Regions from separate parts of the Homo sapiens genome. Here region 2 is linked to region 1. The links are chromatin loops, found by intact Hi-C in ENCODE. Cell type or tissue: breast epithelium. All regions are shown on one strand. Links, peaks and the distances in the headings refer to the core of each region. The heading gives the core; the rest is flanking DNA. Region 1 holds the start of LOC112268173 (a long non-coding RNA gene). Region 2 has its middle 100 kb from the start of LINC01566.

Region 1 (12,970 bases), core at 2,676-10,675:
CCTTATCATGACCCTGTGAGGCCTGCACAACAGGCTTCCTGCATTTCCCAGATGAGGAAACAGAGGACCAAAGAGGGCATGACTTGCCCAGGGCCCCATAGGAGAGGCTGGCTCCTCCTCGAACCTGGAGGGCGTGCCGGAGCTGCCTTTATGCTACACACCAGCACCACCACTGACCAGGGTCCAATCCTCTGGATTCTATGGGTGTCCGCATCCCAATCCAGGCCCAGCTGTGGTGAAAAAGGGACGTGTTGTCTAGGGAGGCCTTGTTGAGCAGTACCAGCTTGTCCCAGCTTCACTGGAATTGCTATCCCACAAGCTGGGTTTGAGGTCATGCAAAATACTTCACCTCCTTCATGATCCACCAAGGGAGTTTTCCAAACAGAACTCTCTCTTTATCCACTCCCTGCAGTTGGCCTGCCAGTGAAATCATGCCAGTGTGGTAGACAGTTGTCCCACCCCACCCACCAGCTGCCAACCTCCAGTGTCTCTGATACCCAGGGATGATCATGCCCACCTTGGCTAGGCTACTGAGATTCAGGAGGACTTAAACAGATCTTGGCTCAAATGGGTTGCTTCAGCCTTGTGTCCTGGGCCATCTCCCTTGGCCTTCAGAAGGCGCCTGCCAGCCTCAGTGTGCCAAGTACTGACCCTAGTGGTCTCTCCTTGGGGACCACCTCTCACCCACCCTCCATTGCCAGGGCTCCTGCTCAGCCCTTTTCACTTTCCCAGAACAAGCCTGGCTTCACAGACACATGAGATTCTGTGCATTCATCTATGTGGTGTTCAAAGAAAGAGAATAATTTCCATCTTTTTCTAACTTGACCTACAACCTATTTATTGTGAAGAGGTCCAGGCTGCAGGAGATCTCTACACACCCACCCAGAAGCCCTCAGCCCTTGTTTTAGTACCTTCTTGTTTCACCCTGTTACTAAATGTTTATGACCTCAAGGAAATTGGGGGAAGCATGAGCAAATGCAATTCCATTGATACCAGTGCTGTGAGGGCAGGGCCAGAAGGGTGAACCTCCCTGGGATTATACAGAAATTTTATACAGGATAGACATTTCAAGGTTGCTTTGGAGAAATGCAGATAGAACTAACTTTCATAGGTGACAGTATGCAAAAGTTAAGCTTCCTAACAGTCACGAGTTCACAAGTCCCTCTTACTAAATTTGGCAGTGTGTGGTGATGTCCAAATGGCCATAATACACATACATCAAATAATTAATAGCATTCATTTTGTGTTAGAAATTGTGCATTTCAGCCAAAAGTTTTTAATACATCATGGATAGTTTCCCATATTGCTTGAGGATTGGAAAAGAGAGCACTTTATGAAATGTCCTTTTGGACACATTTTCATTGAAGTTTCCATATACCAACAGGCAATGAGACGAGTGATAATTCAGCAGCCTCATTGTCTGGGGTGACACTTGAACTTCTTGGTCTCACAACTGAGGAAATCAAGAATGCAGACATGCCAAGGGTGAGGTTAGATCAGAAGTTTAATAGGTGAAAGAGAATAGCTCTCTGCTGCAGAGAGGGATCCTGAAAAAGAGTTGCCATTCTGCAGTGAAATGCAAGGGTTTTTATATATGAGCTAGTGGGAAGGAGTATCTTATCCACATAGGGTGTGAAAAACCTGTTAGGACCAGGTGTGTCATCTGCATAGAGCACAAATTTCTGACAGCCCACATCCCACCCTTTTATTATGCAGGCGGGTTCTTGGCCTGAGCTATTACAAGTTGCTCATCTCTTTCCCACTCTACATGTCCAATGAAGAGGGGAGGAGCCCCTCATGTTGCATGTGTCTGGCCCAAGATGGGCAGTGCAGCTGCAGGCATCCCTGTCCATGAAAGCTTTCAAGCCTCCTTATCTATGATTGCAGCCTGATCTTACAGAGCTGTTCTTTCTTAAAGAGAAGTGGTGTCTTGGGCTGGTTTTCGTTAGAAGGGGAGTTCTGCCGAGGACTCTTTGCTCTATCTGCCTACCTAGTTTCTTTCTTCATCCACTCTCAATGATAAATATTTGCTTTTAAGGGAATTCTGGGGGTGGGCACAGACAAATTTGGGACCACAAAGTACCTTAGAATAAGAATTCACCCTTCAATCAGCTATAGTGTGATTGTACATCTATTATATCGGCTTCATGCACTACTCAATATAACAAGAAGGGAAAATGTGTATCTTTTAAAAATCTAGACGACAAACGGACTTTCCACAGATTGTTTGTGTTTTCCTCTTTCTAGAACTTGGTCATTCCACTGTAGATTGTTTTCTCTGGAATCACCAGATGATCAGTAAACCTAGGCTGGCAAGCAGGACACGGTGGATTCCTTGCAGGGGTGGTGTTTTTGCAGGGACCCTAAAGGGGCAGTCACTGCAGCCGGCAGGAAAGCCTCAGCAGTGATTCTCTCCAGCGCTGACCCGGCGGGGTTAGGCATCCACACAAAGTTCTGATTCCCTCTCATGAAGGGCGACCTTGGCCAGGCAAGCCCCAGCCTCCAGGAAAAAAAGGGCGGACCAGGGAGCTCTCACCTTCCGGTCTTATCGTGAGCTGTGCCTATAGCCTACACTGGGGCACAACTTAAAGGTGCGCGGATCTGTTCTGGTCTTCCAGGAGGCAGAAGACAACATTTCTCCCTGATTCGCTGCCCTGTTGGCAGGGCCTGGGATGGACTGCAGGTCTGCATGGTGATTTCCAAGTCTCCAGCACCCAGTTGTCCCATTGTGATGACAAGAGGGATGGCCAGAAGTACCGGGGTGAGGAAAACAGAGGGCTACCAGGAGAAGGGGAGCTTCCAGAAAGAGGCCCACCGCAAATGCTTAGTGCCTGGGTGGGCACGGGGATTGCTGGCTGCAGCTTGGGGGCAAGGCCACGGGCCCTGCTGCTGGTCACCAGATAACCACCCCCTGCCAGAGGTCACCAGGGATTCTGTGAAAGCCTTCGGAAATGATAAATGCAAACCTTCGGAAATGATCAGCCACAGCAGCTGATCCAGGCCGCTGAGGGGAGCAGGGAGCCACGCCGAGTACCCCTTAGACTGCAGCCTGTGAATGCAGCCTGGGTCTGGGGCACCAGTGGAAGTACAGCCCATGCCTCCACCGCCCTTGCCCTCTCCTGCCTCGCTCCTTGTCTGGTTGTGGCAAGATTGTAACGGCCTGTTCTATGTCCCGCTTGAGAAGTGTGCAAGGTTGGGGAGGCAGATCAGAGGGATGTGATCGCCAAGAGCCCTGCTCCTTTGTTGGGCACTGCGAGGAGACAGGACAGAGGTGTTCATTTTGTTCTGCTCAGAGAGGAGAGGAGAGGCCAAAGTTCATGACACTGTCTTTTTAGGGGGCCTCCCATTCAAATTCTACCCTGTCTCCACTGTCCTACACTTGAGCAGACTGAGGAGATAAGGCTCTGGTAGATAGGCGTGGCCACAGAAGTCCGCATGCCCACCTTGACAGACCCACAGACTGACAGCACTAGGGTCCACACCCGCAGAGGCTCTCTCCATCTGCCGGGCAGTGGACTCCCACATTCGCAGTAGGCAGCTCTTCTGCCCTATCCACAGGCAGCCGCCTTCCTCCAGTGACTAAGATCCTCAGGGCTGATCAGGGACCCCCTGCCCCACCGTCAGCAAGGCTGCTGAGATTCAGGGCCAACTGGACAGATCTTTGGCTCAGATGAGCCGCTTGAGCCTTCAGTGTTCTGGGCCGTCTTTTCTGGCCTTCAGAAGGTCTTTGCCAGCCTGAGTGGGCCAGGCCCTGACCGTGGCTGCATCTCCCTGGGAGCCCCATCTCAACTGCCCTCCATCCCCAGTGCTCCTGCTCAGTGCTTCCCACTTTCCCAAGACAAGCTGGCTCCAACAGGCATGTCTAGACCCTGTGTGTTTCTCTTTATGGTGGGCAAAGAAAGAATGATTTCCATTTTCTTTTTATTTTTTCTAACTTTACCTATAACTTACTTATTGTAAAAAGTCTTAGGCTGCCGGAGCCCTGACTCACCCACCCAGGAGGCCCCAGCCATTATTTCAGTACCTTTCCAACCCACCATGTCACTAAATATTTCCACCCTTAACAAAATAGGGAGAAACACGAGCAAGTGCAAATCCACTGGCACCAGAGCTGTGAAGATGGGTCCAGAAGGTCATGCTCATTAGGATTCTACAGGAATTCCATAGAAATAAACAACTCAAGGTTTGTTTGGACAGACTGGCATGGAGAAGTAACTTTGATAGGTTCCGGTACACAGACATTAAGCTTCCCAACAGCCGTGAGTTTACAGATTCCTCTTCCTGAATTTGGCCATGTTTTTTCGATGTGTAAATTGCCATCATGGCCACACACATGTAGAATAGTTTATACCATTCATTTTGTATTACTAATTGCTCAATTTGGCTGACAGTGCTTCATACATCATGGTTGGTTTCCAACCTTTCTTGAAAATTGGAAGTGATGGCCTTTTATGGAATGTTGTTTTTGACACACTTCCATCTAAGGCTTTGTGTCCCCACAGTGCTAAGAAGACAAGTAGTCATCACTCCCATTTTGAGGGGGTCAGGGGAAGCAGACACAATTTGAGAATACAAAGTACCTTGGAATCAGAATTCACCTTTCAATCAGTTTTAGTGTAAATTGCACATCCATTAGAATAGCCTGTTCATGCTCTCTTAAGATTTCAAGGAGGGACAATTGTCACCTTTGAAAAATCAAAGTGACCAATGGACATCCCTCAGATGTTTGTCTGTTTGTGGCGCTTGGTCATGCCATTGTAGATCATTTCTTTTGGAATCACTGTGTGATGAGAATCCCCAGGCTGGAGAGCTGGGCACCGCGGAGTCCCTGTGGGAGAAGTGTTATTGCGGTCGCTAAAGTGACAGACACTGCAGCCCGCGGGAAAGCAGCATCCGCGATTTTCTCTGGCGCAACTCGGGTCCTAGGTGAGGCAGCCAGTCCAACAGCTTATTCCGTGTGTGGAAGGGCGAACCTGGGCCTCCGCGCGGCTTCAGCTTCTAGGAAACAGGCAAGGGCCAGGGAAAGCCTTATACGTTTACCGCGGCGGTGTGTGGGGCCTGCATCCGCCACTGGGTGCCCCACTTCTTCCTGCAGTGCTGGGTCCTGTTCCATTCCTTCTAGAGGCTTCAGAGGACTTTCCTCTCTGACTGCCGGCATGTCTGCCTGGATGCTGCAGGACCCCCCACATCTGCGGATTTTCTGAGTCTCTATAGTGCCAGGTGCCCCACTGTGACAAGGAGGATGAACAAAAGCAGGAGATTAGAGCCGTGAGGGAAAAAAAAAGCAGGAGAGATGCTGTAGGGGGGAAGTCTGATGGTACTGCCTCTAACATGGAGGCTGCTGGTGCCGCTCGGGCAGGGCTGGTCGCTGCCAGGACGAAGTGATCTGCTGTGCTGTAGATTCTCACCGTGTCCACCCTTTCCCCTTCGGGGACGCCTCGGTAACCAGCTGAAGCACTGGTTCTGCGTCCGGAACAAAGACTGCGGACCCTGGCGCGGGCTTCAGCCTGCAGGACATAAGCGTGAGCCATGGAGCACCCCACATGTCTAGGTTGTTGTGGGCTGGACCTGCAGCCCCCACTGGGCTCCTGACTTCTTCCTGGAGTGCGGGGGTTTTGTTCTGTTCATTCTGGATGCGGCAGATTACTTTCCTTCTGGTCTTCCTGCACGGTCGCCTGACCCCTGCAGGACCCAAGATCAGTGGGGTTCCCGGGTCTCCATGGTGTCAGGCGCCCCATTGTGACGACAAGGAGGATGACCAAAACTATGCCAGTGGTTGAGGAAGAAGATAAGGAGGAGGAGTGGAGCTGCAGGGAGGAGGCTCGACAGGATCGCCTCCAGCCTGGGGCAGCTGGGTTGGCGAGGCGGGGGCTGGTTGCTGCCCTGGCGGGCGAGGTGATAAACCATGTTGTAGAATGCCATTATCCCCACCTCCAGCTGGGGGCGCCTGGGCGTATCTGAAAACCTTGGGGGAAGTGTTCACGTTTTTGGCGCTTAAGAAAAGGAAGAAGCGGCAGCTAGCTGCAGAGGCTGTTCCAGGCCTTCCAGCGACATCGCAGAACCTGCACCGAGTGCCACTTGGACCGCAGTCTGGACCTGAAGCCTTGGGCCGGGGCACCCGTAGGAGCTCAGCCCTCACCGCTCCCGCCCTCTTTGGATTCTCTTCTCCCCGAGCTTGGCCAGAGTTCAGGTCTCCTGGTTTCTGGTCTGCCCGGTAAGAGTGCAGGAGTGCAGAGGTGAGGAGGGGGAGTTAGGAGTCTTGTTCCGGTTCTCAGCATAGTGAGAAGTCTGAAAAGAGGTGATGATCCGGTTGTGCTTGAAGGGGAGAGGCCAAAGCCCAGGACATTCTGCCTTTTTAGGGGATTTACCTTTCAAGCCCTATTTGGTCTCCACTAGCCTTTGCTTCTGAGGATGAAGGAGTTGAGCCTCTGTTACATGGATGTCTACAGAGATCATACCCCTTGCCCTGAACGACCGAGAGACTGATAGCTCTAGGGCCAGCACCTGAGAAGCCTGTAGCCTGCCTGCCAGTGGACTCCTGTATCCGGAGTAGACAGCCCTCCTGACCCCCCTGCTGGCTGCCTGCCTCTAGTGTCTTTGATTCCTGCAGCTGGCCAGGCCTTCCTTGCAAATGACGCTGAGATTCAGCAGTTTGTGCACAGATCAGATTGGCTGCTTGAGTCTTTGGCATCCTGAGCCATCTCCCTTGGGCCTTCAGAAGGGCTATGTCATCCTCGGTGGGCATGGCCTGGATCCTGTGACCTCTCCATGGGTGTCCAGTCTCACCCTGCCTTCAATCACTCGCTCAGCCTTTCCGGCTTTTTGGGGACAAGCCCCGATCCACCAGACACGTCTATTACCTGTGTGTTTCTTTTAGCAGTGTTCAAAGAAAGAGATCTATTTCCATTTTTTCTCCCATAACTTGACCTCTAACTCATTCATCATAATATAAGCTTGACGGGTAGACATGCCCGTAAATGTGTGTCCAAATGCTTACTGTGGGAAAGAGGTCTGCCTCCTGCTAAGCTGATTTCCTGGTGAGCTCTGGGAAATTCTTCCTGACTAATGGGTTGTTTCAGCATTGCAGTCTTGCTCTTTCTGTGGATCCAGATTCGGAAAAGATTGTGCCTTTTGGTGAAACTCCTGAATCTACAGGAGATAATCGAAAAGGCTGAAGGTCTGTGCAGATGGCTGGTGCTGCTGCTCAAGCAGAAAGAGAAACTTCTTTGTGGCTTGTGTCTGCTCCCAACACAGGAGAGACTTGGGGTGTCCAGTCAGCTGTGGTGCTCCTACTTTGGATTCTCATTGAAGCTGAGGCTTCCTCTTTAAGGACACACCTGCCAGGCCAGCATGCTCATGGTCCTTGTCCTCCTGGCACATTCTTTGGTACAGAGGTTAAGATCCTGATGATGTGAGAGTGTGCCTCCTAGAGTTGGTCCTGTTGACACATGGCCCCTGAGTGCCACGGAGGTTTGGAGATCTCTTTTGTATGCAGGGCCTGGATGAGCTGGTGCATTGCCACCCTTGATGCCTGACTTGGGCAGCCCACAGAGGGATCCCAGGGACCATAAGATGTGTATGGTAGAGGAAGAACTGGTACAACTGACCCTTTGCTGGTGAATGGATTGAAGGCAGGAAGAAGATAGGTTCTTCTTGGATAGATGTACAGGTGGCCTTGCTGCAGCTGAACAGTCAGGTGAAGCCTCTCACTTAGGCCTAGTGCTGGAGAATTTACAGGCCCACTTCTGCTCTAGCCTGCACGACTGATCCTTTGATCTGACACCAGATCTGAATTCTGGACTCTGGAATGCCTGTCTGTTTTACCAGTTTCTCTTTGGTGGTGATGCTAGGAAAGCAATTTTTCTCAAAGGCTTGGATGTGGACACTAGTCTGGTATCTAATAATTGCTGCCCACTTTTTCCTGACTTCTTGGGAGAGGCATTCATGAGTCCAAAGCTGAGGTCAAAATCACTTCTGTCTTATCTGACATTATCTCTCAAAGCAAATCTGGATTCTAGCCTCCAGAATGCCCATTTCTTGGGCCAGTTTTTCACTGGTAAATCTGCAAGGGTACAGGTTCCATTTAAACCATGCTGGTTGGGTATCCTTTTGACTTGGCATAAAATACTTCTCCTTCATTATGATTCACTTGGGTGAAAGCCAACAGAAAGTCTGGAAAGATCCACTGTGAAAAGATTTCATCTGGACTCCACAGACACCGCTGGCCAGCTCTCACTTGCACAGGATTTCCGCACACCGAGCCAGCCCCAGCCCTTGCTTCAATATTTTCCCACTCCAGCTCATTAAACATTTTAGTTTTTTGTTATATATTTAAGACACTGAAGAAAGCATAGGAAACCAGCAAAAATTGAATTTTGCTGGAATTTAAGTTTGAGAGCAGCCCGCAAGAGGAACACATTGGGTGGGTAGACATGTTGTGCTTTTTAATTTTTTTCCTGTAAGATAGTCAACAATAATTAATTTGAACAAGAAAAAAATGGTTGTCATACATATATAAAAGTAAAGTCTAGAAAAATAAAAAGTTTTTGTTTTGACCTAATTCAGATTATATAAAAATAGAAATCACAGTATTTGTTTTTACATATTTTGAAAATTAAATAACCTTGAAATGATAAAGTGCAGAAAATAATGTGAATAATAATGTTGAGTTTTCTAGTCCCTCTTCTGATCCTTCATCCTGGTAGCTTATATCCTGTTTTGCTGCATAATAAATAATTTTATTCTCACCTTTGGGAAATACCAAATTTGGAGTGTCTGTAGTGAGTTTATTTCTGGTTTTTATAGTTACACACCTGGAAGTTGGACAAACCCCACATTGATTTGACATCATTGTGATTAGTCAGTCGGTATGTAAAGGGAGCACCTACTTCTTAGTTTGGTTACTCCCTTGGATGGTTTCCTGTATTTAATTTTGCTACTGGGAAGTGTTTACATTTCCCTTTCAATTATTTTCAGAATTCAGATATTCTTGTAACTTCTTGAGGAGTTTTAGTGGTCTTACTTAAAGTTTTTACAATATATATTATTTTTTCCTCAGGGTACAAATGTGTGAAATATTTCACACAGATATTTTGTAATGGATAACAATATTTTATGAGAAATTGTAAAGTTCTTCACTTGGAACATTGCTCTCCCTCAGATATACCATATGCAGGTAATAATTTGAACAGAAAGATTATTTTTAATATATAACATTTTATTCTGTTTTTTTTTTTTTTTTTTTTTGCAAATTTCTGAAAAGATAGCTATCATTGCAGTTAATAGTACCTATACATAGTCAGAATTTCTGTTTTCATGGAACACTTTAAGCTAATAGAATGGAATTATTTACCTGAACTGAAGTTTCTTGGCTCCAATCACCAGGCTTCCTTTTTAGCATGTACCTGATTGTAAAAATAATCTCAATTTAGATTTATCACTTAACGCAGAAGTAAATTAGAAGGAACTGAAATAAAATTTGTATGTGGCTAGGTATTACTGATTAATCACACATTAATTCACAGTTGCTACTTTCATTTCACAAAGTCTAGAAAATATGACCTTCATGAATAGAAGATATGAGCTTTCATAAAGTTAATGACATTTTTTGGCCTAAAACATTACTATTTTAAATAACTTTTTCATAAGTTGAAAAGCAATGTGTGTCTCATGTTCACTAGTAAAGAATGTTGTTTATTTATTACTGTGCCTAATTAGTCACACTTTTAAATAGTTATTTTTCTTTATGCTCATTTATGTGTTATATACCAAAACATTTCATTTCTATGATGGTTTTAATGTCACCTAATAAGATTGTAAATATATCAATCGTTTTCTTGTCAATAAATACTGTGGTATATATTTTAATCTACCAGGTATTAAATCTGTATGTACAAGCCTGGGCAACATAAGAGACAACCATCTCTATAAAACAATAAAAAATTAGGTGTAGAGGTGTGCACCTGTAGTTGCAGCTACTCAAAGGGCTAAGAATCACTTCAGCACAGGAGGTTGAGGTGGCAGTGAGCACTGATTACACCACTGCACTCCAGCCTGCATGACAGAACAAGACCCTGTCTCTAAAAAAAATTTTTTTTGAATATGTGTAAGTGACTTAGAATAGTAACTAACACATTGTATTGACTAAATAACTACTTAGTACTTTGATTTATCAAATTATTATTGTTCATACCATTCATTATTTATTATGTTGTTGAATATTCGTTCCTATTAAAATTTGTTATTCTCTCTTATCTAAATATTGATGAAAAACTGTGGGCTGTGTTGATTTATCCGAAGCCAAATGGCATCCTTCACTAATTTTCTTTCTATTTAATAACTCATTTGATTATGCAATAATATGATTATTATGTACAGGCAGTTATCATCATATTCTTCATCTTCTGACAGAGGAAAATTTGAGTCATTCATTAATTAAACCAAAGCCTCAATCTCCTACATTTAACTTCCTGAATCTTGCATGTCAACTGCTTAGAAAATATAAAAATATAAATACTACACATAAGAAATAAATACCTTGATAGACACAAATTATCAAAGTGAATCCAAGAAGAAATAGAATATAGAAATATGCATATAATAAATAGATACAATTAACTAAAAATCTTTCACAAAGAGAAGTCCATAGCCACATGAGCTAATTGACAAATTCTACCAAACATTTAGTGAAAAATTAATACCAACTCTTCACAAACGTTTTCAGAAAATAGAACACTATGGGGAACACTTCCCAATTTATTCTATGAGGCCAGTGTTACTCTGATACTAAAGCCAAACAAAAGCAGCAGGAGTAAAGAAAATTGTAAATGAATATCCCTGATAAACAAACACAGATATCCTCAAAAAATACTAGTGAGCTGAATCCAGTAATATATTAAAATGATTGTACACCATGGCCACATGGAATTATTTCACAAATGTAATATTGACCTAACACTCAAAAATCAATGTAATACACAAAAATAATATGATAAGCAACAACAAAAACATCCTTTTAATAGACACAGAAAAGCATCTGACAAATTCAGTGCTCAATCGAGATTAATCTCCCTGGAAACTAAGAATACAAAAAACTAAAACTTCCAAGATCTGCTAAAGGGAATCAACAAAAAACCTACAGCTAACATCATACTGGTAAAAATATTGGCTGTTTGTGCTTGACATTTGAGAACAAGATAAGAATGTACACTAGACCACTCTATTCATCATGGAACAAGATGTATCACCCAGGGAAATGCATAAGAAAAATAAACAAAATTCTCCATATTTGAAGAGCTTAGAATTGTCTTTTATTGCATATGACATAAACTTGTATATAAACATTTGTAAGGAATTCACAAAAGCCCACTAGAGTCAATAATGAGTTGAGCAATTTCACAAGATACAAGACCAATATACAAACTTTAAGTGTACATTTACATACTAGCAATGAGAAACCCGAAAGTGAATTAAGAAAACAATTTCAGGCCAGGCATGGTTGTTCACATCTGTAACCTTAGCTTTTTGGGAGGCCAAGGTTGGAGGATCATTTGAGCTCAAGGGTTTGAGACAAGCCTAGGAAACACAGTGAGATGCTGTCTCTACAAAAAAAAAAAAAAATTAAAAATTAGTCAGGCATGGTGGTGCACACCTGTAGTCCCAGCTACTCAGGAGGTTGAAATAGGAGAATGGCTTCAGCCTGGGAGGTTGAGACTGCAGTGAGCCATAGTCATGCCACTGCACTGCAGCCTGGGCCACAGAGTGAGACTTTCTCTTTATAAAATAATAATAATAATAATAAACATTTTTGTTGGTGATGGTATCAAAAATAAAGAAATATTGAGGAGTGAATTTACCAAATCAAGCATAAGCCTTTTATAATGAAAGAACTGTTAAAATATTTTTTAAATTTGAATAGACATCAATGTTCATTTAGTTTACATTCCTTTACTAGCAAGTGTATCAGTTTAAGCTTGACAGAAAAAAATGTATTTTAGCATTATTTTCATTATTAATGAATATAGGTTAATAAAACTCATAAATACAAAAATAACTAATTCTACATATTCAAGAATAGCCCATCCAAATTTGTTTTCATTTTACCTCTATAATTCAAATACACTTTGTCGCATTATTTTATGGTGGATCTTAAGATAAAATCATATTCGTTAAATATGTGAGATTAATTATAAATTCACCCATAAGGTTTTTAGTCAGTGTAGGAATTCAGACAGTGCAGAGTTGCAGAGGGTAAAGCAAATGTTTCTGAAAGGATTATTAGGGACAAGAGTGACCGGAGTGATTCCCATTAGTATTGACTGACACATATATTCTTACTTTAGGATAAACTGCATCTAATTTTGGACTTTGGTTAATAGTAGTGCTATATGAACCAATAGCAGGTTTGTATCCAGAATTGCTAACTGCTGAAGATGTTGTCTCCTGGCTGGTGACATAATTTTGTCTTTCATAGGCTACTTTAAAATCTAAAATCTAAATCTAAATCTAAAATCTATAATTCTGGTAAATTTTATTAAAGTGGAGCCTCCACCCTGCCCCCAGCCCGGCGCATGGCCAGGAGTGGCACCCACCTTGAGCATGGTGATGTAGGACATGCCAATGGGCCCATCCTGCTGTCACTTACCTCTCCACGCTGTCACAGTACACCCTGCAGCAGAACTGCTCCTCCCAGCCCAGCACCACCTTGTGGTTGGTGGCAGCCCCGCAGGCACACTGGATCTGTGAGGACAACACTTGGCATAGGCAGGCCAGGGCGGAGCTCAGTCCTCACCCCACCTGTCCAGCATGTATGTCTATTGGGCGCTGTCAAACTTGTCCTCCATGACAAGTTCAACTAGTGGAGTACCAGCAGTTTCAGAGCACCATGTTTTTAATGACACCAATCCACTGCTGATGTCACAGCTCACTGTGGAAGGGCGAGTGAGCAATGGCAGACCCCACTCCCCAACCT
Region 2 (12,970 bases), core at 1,766-9,765, 70 kb before region 1:
GTACTCTTACAAAATTAATCCTAGAGACTGGTGAGAATTGGGTAAAGCTCCTTCCTCTAGCCCTTCTTAAAGTAAGATGTACCCCTTACCAGGCTGGGTTTTCACCTTTTGAAATCATGTATGGGAGGGCTCTGCCTGTCTTGCCCAAACTAAGGGATACCCATTTAGCAGAAATCTCACAAGCTAATTTGTTACAGTATCTGCAGTCTCTCCAACAGGTATAAGACATCATCCAGCCACTTGTCCAGGGAGCACATCCCAATCCAGTTCCTGACCAGACAGGGATCTGCCACTCTTTCCAGCTGGGTGACCTGGTATATGTTAAAAAGTTCCAGAAGGAAGGACTCACTCCTGCCTGGAAAGGACCTCATACTGTTATCCTCACCATGCCAAAAGCTCTGAAAGTAGACAGCATTCCTGCTTGGATTCATCACCCTCACATCAAGAAGACCAACAAAGCCCAGCAAGAAACATGGGTCCCCAAGCCTGGGACAGGCCCCTTAAAACTGTGTCTAAGTCGACTGAAGCCATTAAATTAATTCTTTACCTCTTTTGTTTGTTTCAGCCTGTCATGCCTTCTGCTCCTTCCTACTCTTTTCTCCTTACTTCTTTCACGACAGGACGTGTGTTTGCAAACACCACCTGGAAGGCGGGGACCTCCAAGGAAGTCTCTTTTGCAGTTGATTTATGTGCTCTGTTCCCAGAGCCTGCCCATACCCTCGAAGAGCAACACAATCTGCTGATCATAGGAGCAGGAAACATCAACTTTGCTGCAGGGTTTGGATACTCCTAAAGCCAGACTTGATGTGGAAGCTCCAAAGGTGCAGAAAAAGGACTCCAAAATGCTGACTTTTACCTCTGTCCTGGAAATCACCCTGGCTCTAGTTGTCGAGATTCTTACCAGTTTTTCTGCCCTGACTGGATACGTGCAACTTTGGCCACCTACTGTGGGAGATCAGCCCGATCTTCAACCCTTTCCATACCTCGTGCTTCCCATCCTAAACTGTACTAGGGGAAATTGCAATCTTCTTACTATAACCATCCATAACCCTAATTTAGCTCAATGGTATTACAGCATGTCATGGGTATTAAGACTTTATATCCTAGGATTTGATGTTGGAATTACGTTCACCATCCAGAAGAAAATCCTGGTCTCATGGAGCCCTCCTAAGCCAATAGGGTCTTTAACTGATTCAGGTGATTGTCTAATTAGCACTGGATATAACTTATCTTCTTCTCCCTTTCAGGCTACCTGTAATCAGTCTCTACTTACTTCCTTAAGCACCTCAGTCTCCTACAAGGCACCTAACAATACCAGGCTAGCCTGCACTTCAGGTCTCACTTGCTGCATCAGTGGGACTGAACCAGGACCTCTCCTGTGTGTGTTGGTGCATGTGCTCCCCCAGGCCTACATGTACAGTGGGCCAGAAGGACAACTTCTCATCACTCCCCCTGAACTGCATCCCAAGTTTCACTGAGCTGCCCCACTCCTTGTTCCCCTCCTGGTCGGCCTAAGCATAGCTGGGTCAGCAGCCATTGGCATGGCTGCCCTGGTTCAGGGAGAAACTGGGCTAATGTCCCTACCTCAACAAGTAGATGCTGATTTAAGCCATCTCCAATCAGCCATAAATATACTACATACCCAGGTAGAGTCTCTAGCTGAAGTATTTCTTCAAAACCGCTGAGGCTTAGATCTGCTATTTCTCTCTCAAGGAGAGTTATGCGCAGCTCTGGGAGAGAGTTGTTGCTTCTAAGCCAATCAGTCTGGAGTCATAAAAGATACTCTTCAAAAAGTTCAAGAGACTCTAGATAGACGCCAGCAGGAACGGGAAAATAACACCCCCTGGTACCAAAGCATGTTTAACTGGAATCCATGGTTAACTACTCTAATCACTGGGTTAGCTGGACCCCTTCTCTTCCTATTGGTAGGTTTAGTCTTTGGGCCTTGTATATTAAATAGGTTTCGGTAAAGCAGCACATAGCTTCTGTCAAGCTTATGTATCTTAAAGCCCAATATAGCCCCCTTGTTATAACTGAGGAATCAGTGATTTGATTCCCCAAAAACACAAGTGGGAAATGTGATATCCTACCTTGTTTTAACCTGAATTGACTCCCTTAGCTGAGAGAGCCAGACAGACTCCATTTTGGCTCCTTCACTTGCAGCCCCTTACCCACCCACCTTCCTCAAGGACTTAACCTGTGCAAGCTGATTCCCAGCACATCCAAGAATGCAATTACTGATAAGATACTGTGGCAAGTTACATCCGCAGTTCCCAGGAATTCGCCCAGTTGATAGTACCCAAAGCCCCCACATTTGTATCTGGTTGACAGCACCCAAAGCCCCCACGTCTATCACCTTGTGATAGATTTAAGACCCCTGTACCTGGAACTGTTTGTTTTCCTGTAACAATTTATCTTTTCAACTTTGCTGCCTGTTTTGCTTCTGTAAGATTGCTTCAGCTAGGCTCCCCCTCCCCTTTCTAAGCCAAAGTATTAAAGAAAATCTAGCCCCTTCTTCAGGGCCAAGAGAATTTTGAGCACTAGCCATCTCTTGGTCACTGGCAAATAAAGGACTCCTGAATTAGTCTCAAAGTGTGGCTTTTCTCTATAACTCACTCGGTTACAACAATAGTGCATATATAATAAGATATATAATGTTATAAAATTAATATATGTAGTATTATAGTGATTAGTCCTTTCTCTGTAAATCTATAATATTTCATAAAATGCATTATTCATTAAAAGTTTTTTGCATTAAAAGTTACTAAACTGTAATAATATTTGAGTGACATGAACCTTTGGAGAAGGACTCATTCTAGAGACTTGAAGTTTCAGGATAGCTAAGATTTAAATTTTCTATGTGTCAAATTATTGTCAAACATTTTTTTTTAACTTTAAACAAACTAAAAGTATTATTTTTATTTTTAAAATTTATACTTTCCAAATTCTCTCTTGAACATTTTTAATGAACATATGTGACAGAGCTGTCATCAGACTGTGCAAGTTGTTTTGTCTTTTTTTACAATATTACATTATTTATTCACTTATTTATATTGGTGTGGCCAACGTTGCAATTTTAATATATTTATATGGTTAGAAGGGGAATAAGTTAAGAGAAAGAAAATGCAGCCATCTGGCTCTGAGTCCTTACCAGGAAGAATTTTGGGATCTCAAGTTCTTGCACAGAGCTCATCATATACTTTTGGTGGCTAAATTTTTATGGAAGCTTCTGGTACAGTTTCTACTGTGCTGTACAATGTTAGCTTTGATCTTGTAAGCTGACAACACTGAATTTGTGGCTGTCTGGAACCCTGTGCTAAAGAAGACTGGAAGTCATATACAGGCTCAGTAGGAAGGAGGTCTCTGATGTATTTCTGCTGTTGCAATAGTCACATGTCCCAGCAACGCCTGCTCAGCAACTCCTACTTGTTATGACAGGACTTGTGGTGGGATTTCATGGGGATGTGAGAAGGAAAAAAGTAGTCAGGGATAACTTCTGGTGCTCCCCTCAGGGAAGAGGCCCCAGGCCTGGGAGTCATCAGCAGAGACATGGTACCTAAAACTTTGAAACTATGTGGGACCACTCTGAGAAGAGAGGGACGTAGGGAGAGAAGAGGACTAAGAATTACTGGAGATGTGGTGGAAAAGAATGAGTAGAATGGAAAAGGTCAAAAAAAAATCATGAGTGGGGTCTTCAACAGGAAAGTGTTTCAAGAAGTAAGTCTTCCATTGGATTATCCATGTCCAATACAGCTCACAGACTGAGCAAAATAAGAACAAACACTTAACCTTGATTTTAGTCAAATAAAACTATTTTATCCATTTTGTCTAGATTTTCTAATTTGTGGGTCTAGAAGTGTTCTAATACTCTGTTAATTTCAGAGCACTCTTTAGTGTACTCTAGTGTAACAACCAATTATCTACATGCTGAATGAGAATAGAGTTTCCAGGAAAATGCAGATTCATTAAGTCTTGAGGTAATAACCAGAAATAAATAAGAAAGTGCTTCAGTAAACCCTTGGGAAATCACCATCCAAGGGTACTTTTGATTCTTTTCACAGAAAGACAAATGAACAGTGAGTTTTTTCCAACTGGAATCCTAAAGAAAGCTGAGCAAAAATCTGTTACTGTGAACCATTTGGAATCAATGGGTACATCAGATAATGAGGTTTTAGGGTTAGAAACTACAGGAAACCTCAATATCACAACATAAGGCCACATCCACAGGATCTTCACAGAGTAAATTGTTCTGACTCCATCTTATCTGGCAGAAGAATGTCTTCAGGCCCCCAAATCAATTCTCAGAGGCTGGTCTTTTAGCTCATTTAGATGAAAAAACAAATCTCACTTTCTGAGCCAGGACACAACAAAAAGACCGATCTCTATAAAAAGTGCAAAACATAAACAAAAAGAATTGTTATTTTTAAGCATTTGTTTAGTAAGAATTCTTTCTCATTAGTCTCTGACTATTTGGAATGTATTTATAGAGTCATTAAAATATAATTCTGTGAAGAAACCAATAAATTAACATTTTTATTTTATGTGGCTTCATAAATTTAGGTCTTCTGGGTCATTAAGGTATTAAGCTTCAGTGTCTTACTTCTTTTTTAGTCCTAAAGCAACATGTTACTTCCCTGTTTAGCTATTCCATGACCTTCAAGACCTAATTATTAATAACAAAGAGACAGCTCACCTTCTATTGTAATCACACAATCCAATGTCAATGCTGGTTGACGTTCATAGATCTTGATTTCTTAAAATGTATTTATATAGGTCAAGAAAAATGGAGCAGGAGAAAACTTCACTCAAATTATGTAGCAATGTTAAACAAATTCAGTTTTTGAGTCCAAATTAAATTATTTATGTCTCTAAACTTTACCTTGTAACTTTTCTTACAGCAATGTAGTTTTGAATTTTATCCACGGATAATTTTTTTTTCAGACAAAGTCATGATTCTGGAGAAACATTGATTTAGATATATGGAATCTGTTTCCTTCTTAATAGAGCATGAAAAAATGGAGCATTATATATTTAGCTTACCTAAGTTGTTCTCTTTCAAAAAGACTAATATAATGAAAAATTTGAAAATTTCCCTGTAGTATATTTTTATTCAAAATACATAAATATGCTGAATTTAAAACAATTTTCCAAAACAACTGGGTTTTGGCCAAGATTCGAGAAGCCCCAGAATGTCTTATCCAAAACAATCAATTAAAGACTGTCAATTTAAAATTAAGCAATAGTGCTTAAATGTCATTTGTTTTGTTTTCTTTGTTTTAGAGATGAGGTATCACTATGTTGCCAAGATTGGAGTGCAGCAGCTAGTCACAAACATAATCATGGTGCGTTACAGCCTGGGCTCAAAGGATCTTCCTGACTCAGCCTCCTGAGTGGCTGGGACTAAAGGCATATGCCACCACACTTAGTTATGTTTTTAAAAACCACCTTTACACTATTGTACCTTTTTGGTTATTGGGAAACAAATATATTTTGACTCTCAAGAAAAAGGTACTTGGTGGCACACTAAAGAATGAGTCAATGAGTTTACAAAACACAAGAGGCAGGGTACAGTTGCTCCAAAGTGACACAAAACAACATTATGATTTTGCTTTGGTTTGAAGAGAAACAAAATGTTTTCACTCAAGTTTTAAGTGCCAAAATAGCTAATTACTGTTAAAATGTCATCAACGCTAGTACCATTACTCAGAAATCAACTATTTCCAACAGAAAAAAATATTTAGTTACCTTTTACAAGAACTATATTGTAACTTTCATTTTAAGGGTATTATATTGCCTCAGTATTACAACAAACCTCTTTATTAGATTTAAATTTAACTAATTCTAACCCAACCCAAATTAAAAACTGCTCACATTTAAGAGCAAGAAATACTATTGCACATTACACTTATATGTGAAGAATGTGTGCTTCCTCCCATGCCCCCCAAACTGAATTATATTCTATGAATTACATTCCATTATCTGAATTTATAACACTTAAAGTTCTTATGCTCTTCCCCCTAACAAATACATTAATATACTTGTAGCCTCAAAATACTTCATGAACTCTGAAGTGAATCTCTATGGTGGGAGCTTCCTTTGTGAAATAAATTTGGCTAGTCACATGCAAACCAATATCCCCAAGTATCTAAACAAATTTATTTTGCTCCTTTCCAATATACTCAATAGTGGGAATGCTGGATGGTATGGTAGTTCCATTTTTAGGTTTTTGCTTTTTGTTTTTTGTTTTGTTTTTATTTTCGTTTTAAGAAACCTGCATAGTTTTCCATGCACGTTTCTAAGAGATGAATAAATCTGAAAATGGACTAAATTTACATTCGCATCAACAGTGCATAAGTGTTCCCTTTTCTCCACATCCTCATTCAACCTTGTTATCTTTCGTCTTTTTCATAATTCTACATGGGGCGAGGTGCTATCTCACGTTATTCTGGATTGCATTTTCCAGATGATTGGTGATGTTGAGCATTTCTTTGTGTCTTCTTTGGAAAAATGTCTATTCAGGTCTTTTGCTCACTCTTCAGTTGGGTTTTTTTTTATTTTTATTGCTGCTGAGTTGAGTCTCATGTAATTTGGATATTAATTCCTTGGCAAATGCACGCACATATTTTCTTTTCTAGATTGTCCTTTCACTCTGTTAATAAATTTCTATGCTGTCCAGAAGCTTTTAATATTTTACTGATATTAATTTTTCTGTTTTCTGACTTGATAGAGAGGTAAGAGTTGGCCCTCAGCTTCATAGGTTATCTGTCTTCTATCTCACTACTTTTAGGAGTTTTTTTCTTTTTGATGCCTTGCATTTTGATCATTATTCTTTTAAGATTTATTTTATATATAATGATACATAATAATTGTACATATTTATGGGGTGCAGTGTGATATTTCAATGCATTCATACACTGTACAATGACCTAATCAGGGTAATTTGCATATCTAGCACTTTAAACATTTATCTGTGCTAATAAAAACCTCTCTACTAGCTGTGTTGGAATAAACAGTGCTGAGACCAGCTGTGTCATGGAGACCCTAACCCAGTGGCGCTAGAGGAATTAAAGAAACACACACAGAAATCTAGAGCTCGGAGTGGGAATCAGGGGCTGACAGCCTTCAGAGCTGAGAGCCACAAACAGAGTTTTACACACATATTTATTGACAGCAAGCCAGTGATAAACACTGTTTCTATAGATTATAGATTAACTAAAACATGAGACAAGGGGATGGGCTCTGGCTAGTTATCCGCAGCAGGAACATGTCCCTGAGGCACAGATAGCTCATGCTATTTTTTGTGGTTCAGGAACACCTTAAGCGGTTTTCCACCCCGGGTGGGCCAGGTGTTCCTTGCCTTCATTCTGGTAAGCCAACAGCCTTCAGCGTGAGTGTCATAGCCATCACAAGCATGTCACAGTGCTGCAGAGATTTTGTTTATGGCCAGATTTGGGGCCTGTTTATGGCCAGATTTGGGAGCCTGTTTCCAACAGAATAGTACATTATTATTAGCTATAGTCACCCTACTATGTAATAGAACACCAGAATTTATTCTCTCTAACTGTAACTTTGGAACTTTGACAATCCTCTCCCCATCCCTTCATTCCTTCACTCTCCCTAGCCTCTGGTAACCACCATTCTACCCTCTACTTCTATGAGATCAATTTTTTAAGATTTCACATATGAGTGACATCATGTGGTCTTTTTCTTTCTGTGACTGGCTTTTTCACTTAACATAATGTCCTCTAGATACATCCATGTTAACATGAATGATAGCTCATTCTGTTTTATTACTGAACATTATTCGTGTGTGTGTGTGTGTGTGTGTGTGTGTAACATTTTCTTCATTCATCTGTAGATGGGCACTTATACACTATTGGTGAGAGTGTAAATTGGTACAAACATTAGGGAAAACAGCATGGAGGTTTTTCAAGAAATTATAAAAAGAACTACCATATACATGACCCAGAAATCTCACCACTGGTTATATGTCAAAAGGAAATGAAATCAATCTTCAGAAAGATAATTGGACTCCCATGTTTATTAAAGCACCATTCACAATAACCAAAACCATTCTTTAAGTATTTTTTATCTTTTTTGACACATTACACACTAAACTTTAATAGGATTCATGTCTTGTTTCCAATTTCTGAAACTTATGAGTCACCAATCCTTTCAATATTGCCTTCCTGTTTATATAATCTAGTAAAACAATTAAATCATTTTTGTTTCTTCTCATCTAATCTTCATATAAATATTTGTATTTTGTATTAATTTGCACTCTATAAAGTATATGACTACGTTAATTGTGCTCAACATTTCAGTGTAGTAGACTGCTCATCAGCTCAGTCTATTTTAATGTGTAATTTGTATGCTGTACATTAAATTGTTTTACTATATTTTCAATAGTTTACTTTTCATTTGCCTCTTTTCCAAATATGACTGGACAAGCTCATAGTTTTTTCCCACAGTATTTTGGTTTCATGTTTTTTTATTATGTTGGCAAACATTTAAATATAAACCTTATATCTGAGTTTTATGTGCTGTATAATTTATCTAAGGCTTCACACTAGTAGTGTATCTCCTTTTGTGCAATGTAATTCATAATTTAGTTCTCACATATGGAACACAGCATACTTGGGATGCCTGAAGGCAGTTTACCTGGATTTATTCCATATGCCTCCTCAGAAGCTGAGCAACACACATGGATCTGACATCCTTCTGATCAGATGCATCTGAATGGAGCAATGGCCTCTTAGGTTGTTACTTCTGTGGATCATTACCTTTATTTTCTTCTGGTCATGAAAAGTTTCCATAATTTTCTTTCAACTATATTAGGCATTTTGTGAATTCTTGTAACTTCTTGGTGATTTTAGTATCTGCATTAAGTTTTTAAAGCATGTTGTTTTCCTAAGAAGCAGAAATGTCAACAGTTGCATACATGAGTAAAATATTTTACATAGATTTTCTATGGCTTAGATCATCCCCTCATGAGAAATTCCATGTTTCTTCATTTGAAATACTGCTCTCTTCCATAGACCATATTGTAATAATGTAGCAGGACAACCTGCCGACAAAACCCCTCAGACACCTAGTTAAAGAAGAAAGGGCTTTATTCAGCTGGGATCATCAGCAAGACTCATGTCTCCAAAAACTGAACTCCCCAAGTGAGCAATTCCCGTCCCTTTTAAGGGCTTACAACTCTAAGGGGGTCTGCATGAGAGGGTCATGATCGATTGAGCAAGCAGGGGGTACATGACTGGGGGGCTGCATGCACCAGTAATCAGAACTGAACAGAACAGGACAGGGATTTTCACAATGCTTTTCCATACAATGTCTGAAACCTATCGATAACATAACCGATTAGGTCAGGGGTCAATCTTTAACCAGGCCCAGGGTGCAGCAACGAGCTGTCTGCCTGTGGATTTCATTTCTTCCTTTTAGTTTTTACTTCTTCTTTCTTTGGGGGCAGAAATTGGGCATAAGACAATATGAGGGGTTGTCTCCTCCCTTAATAATTCACAGAATGTGATTCCTTTTTTACCATTAGAAAATTAATTATGTATTATGCACGAATTTCTGAAATACTGCACTGCAGTAAATAGTATATGGTTACAATTATTGTTTCATTTAACATAAAACTAATATGAGCAAAATTATTTACCTGAATTAAGATCTTTTGGCTTCGATTACCATTCTACCTCATTAGCACTTCCCTACCTCCATAAAAGGCATCATTTGAATTTTTTGTTTAATTTAGAATTGTTCAAAAGAGGATTTTTTAATGTTATAATGTTTTTATTGCAATTGAGGACATTTTCAATAAATATCCTAAACTTAAGGCCTTGGCTAAGTATTTCTTTTGTACTAGAAATCAGATTTCTCTGGCACAACTCCACTGCCTGCAATAATATTTATGAAAACTACAAATGCCAGCACACTATTTCAACACTGTACTCAGTTGTTCATATCTAAATATCTCATTAGCTATGAAACAAGCCAAATATAAATGCTGAATATATAGCACAAATAAACAGATTCTTCACAGAAGACAACAATAACAGACTAATTTTCTACAATATGTCACCTGTTCATTAGTTCTTCAATAATATTATTTAGGCTGTTTCAAGTACAAGAAGTTCTTTTATCTAGGTTCTAAAGGGCATAAACGAAGATGCATATAGTCAGATTTATTTTTATAAACTACTTTTTTTTTGCTGTACGCCTTACCGTGACTATAAGGAGACAAAGACAAATGTACATTTAAGTTATTAGTTGTTATATGTGTTTTGCATATATGACTTTTTGCTTATATTGAAGTTGTAAATGACAAGATAAAATAATGAAGTTTGATAAACTTATCTGTGCCCTGTAAATTTTAGTCCACTTACTGTATAACTTGATTCAGTCATTATTTATTAGTTTAACAGCTGGTTTTAAAAAGCTGCAAACTAAACTTTATTACACATTTCAAAATCAGGAAGAGGTAAACTGTGACAGAGTTCCCTTGTGCCACAGACTTTTTTGGGGAGAAATGTTCCACAAAAAATAAAATAAAATAAGTGTTTCCAAATTGTATTTTTTAAAAAGCTTGAGATTTTTTCTATCATTAAACTTCACTCTACAGTCCCTTTTACTCAAGGCATGGTTCCTGGGTCATCTTTTCAAGGTTTAGTTTCTGGGAACTTTTCAGCAAACCTTTCTCATGCTTTGTCCCAGTTTTTTGTTGTTGTTGTTGTTTGTTTGTTTTGTTTCGGAGAAGGTGAACATCTTCAATTGAGGATGGATTTCCTGTCTCCGAGCCTATGTGTGTTGGTGAACTTGACACTAAATTGGAGTTTTCATTCCCCCATCATCTTCCTCAGTCCATCTCCTTTTTTCCAACCCATCTTCTTCAACGTCTTCTGACCTTTGTTGCTGTCAGTAATTTCAGAATGAATAGATGCAGAAGCATCATCTTTTTGGAAAGTTCCTTCACTTCCAATCTTCTCACTACATTTTCCAGCTCTATTTTTATATTTTGGAAGCTTTAGTGTCTATTCATCTTCATAGTCTGTATTCTGTAAACCATATTTTACTCACATTTTTAAAATTATTTTCTTATTTCCAAATCTTTTTCTTCTTAGTGTTGGACCAACAAACATTCACCTTTCTTATCAAGGTGAAAGTGAGCTCTGACCTGCTGTGGGTCACAGCCATCACAGGTATCACTGCCAGGGTGAATGCGAAAGGGTAACACAGTCTCTCCAATTTTCATTTCATGTCTATGTATGCTCAAGTATGTAAGGGTCACATTTAGCTTTCACTTGAACAATCCGTTTTTCACTAACAATTGTTCCATTTTGACCGTCCTGATCTACAAGGACATAAGTTTGCTAGTCATGGTCAAATTTCTGCCTGAAACTTACAGACACCAACTTCAGGGATTCAAAGAAAGAGTATGCTCTAGATCATTTTCTCTTCCAATTGTAGCCGGTTTTACAGCAGTAATAATAAACAGTGACCCCGTATACAACACAGGTGATCTAATGGCAATTACCCTAATACATGGGGGCCAATGTTTTGTCTTATTTTCCTCCTCAGTGTCTTCTGCATTACATTGTCTTCACTGGTAATGTGAGTAGGGGCTGTGCTGGGGCCCTAAAGGACGTCTGCGGAGCCAGAGGCCACGGGAATGCCAGCGACAAAAGCCAGCCTGGCCATGGCTGGCTGCTGTGGCCCTCACAAGGAGGCCCTGACACGCGTTACCTGGAGCCATACAGGGTTGTGAGCAATGAGCAAGGGGAATGCTGATGGCCCTGCCCGAGCTGCAGGGCCTGGAAACCAGAAAACTCCTGGGAACTATGACATCTTCCCCAGCTGGAGGAACAGCAGGAGGAGTGTTGCAGAAGTCAAGGGGCCAGAAGCTCTTGGGCCGTTCCTGGGTTGAGCCAGAAATGGCGGCCAAGAGAGTTTTCAATAAAGTTTACATGTGGCTAGATATGACCTGCTGATTACTCTTAATTTTTTTCACATTTATTGAGCTATGATTTACACATTGAAAAGTGTATATATTTAGGGTATATATAATAGAGTGCTTTGAGGTGTGTATACATCTTTAAATTATCTCAGTGAAGCTGGTTAATCTATCCCCTCACATACTTTATACATTTCTTTGTGTGTGATGAAAGCACTTTAGATCTAATTTTGTAACAAATTTCAACTACACGTTGTTATTAAATATAGTCACCATTCTGCACATTAGGTCCCCAGCAGTTTTTCATTATATAACTGAAGGTATGCTGCTTTCAATGGTATCTCCCCACTTTTCCCCACTTTCTAGCCTGTGGTAACTACCATTCTATTGTTTCTTTTTTTTTTTTTTTTTTAGATTCCACATGCGAGATCATGCAGTATTTGTCTTTCTGTATTTGGCATATTTCACTTAGCATAATGTCTTCAAGATTCATCAATATTGTCATAAGTGAAAGAATTTCATTATTAAAGCTGAAATTATCTCTCTCTCACAGTTTATCCATTTGTTTGTATCAGAGGAGTGCAGATACCCTTGGCGATACTGATTTTATGTCCTTTGGCTATATATTCTGAATTGGGATTAAGGGTAGATCAAGTTTAAAAATGTTAAGGAATCTCCATACTGTTTTTTTATAATGGCTGCACCAATGGACATGCTCAGCAACTGTCTACAAGTATCCTATTTTCTTTGCACCCTAACACATTTTATCTTGTAACTTTTTGATAATAGCTATCCTAAAACCATGATAAGGTTATATCTTACTATGATTTTCATTGTAATTACTCTTATAATTAGTAATGTTGAGAATCTTTTTATATACCTGCTGGCCATTTGTATGTCTTTGGAAAAAATGGCTATTTAGATATTTTCCCCAATTAATCAGGGAATTGGCTTGTGTTTCGTTCTCCTGTGAAGGTTTTTTTTTTCTTCATATTGAGTAGTATTAAATATATT

What was found. Peaks named below come from ENCODE experiments on the same cell type or tissue, not always from the same donor. Only the 100,000 strongest peaks of a DNase experiment are listed, where the experiment ranks them.
Region 2: it touches region 1 in a loop (7-fold over the local background); 2 of 110 quality-filtered maps call a loop at or near these places.

The regions. Positions count from the first base shown.
Region 1 is chr16:35,188,482-35,201,451 of GRCh38, reverse strand. LOC112268173 (a long non-coding RNA gene) reads right to left here and starts at 5,693. Exons shown (of 2, transcript NR_157262.1): 1 at 5,409-5,693; 2 at 3,904-5,228. In breast epithelium, for the core only: no CTCF peak of the experiment used is centred there; no DNase peak of the experiment used is centred there.
Region 2 is chr16:35,257,276-35,270,245 of GRCh38, reverse strand. It overlaps the pseudogene AGGF1P8 and the pseudogene C2orf69P5. Among named protein-coding and RNA genes, the nearest start is that of LINC01566, 100 kb to the left of the region's middle. In breast epithelium, for the core only: no CTCF peak of the experiment used is centred there; no DNase peak of the experiment used is centred there.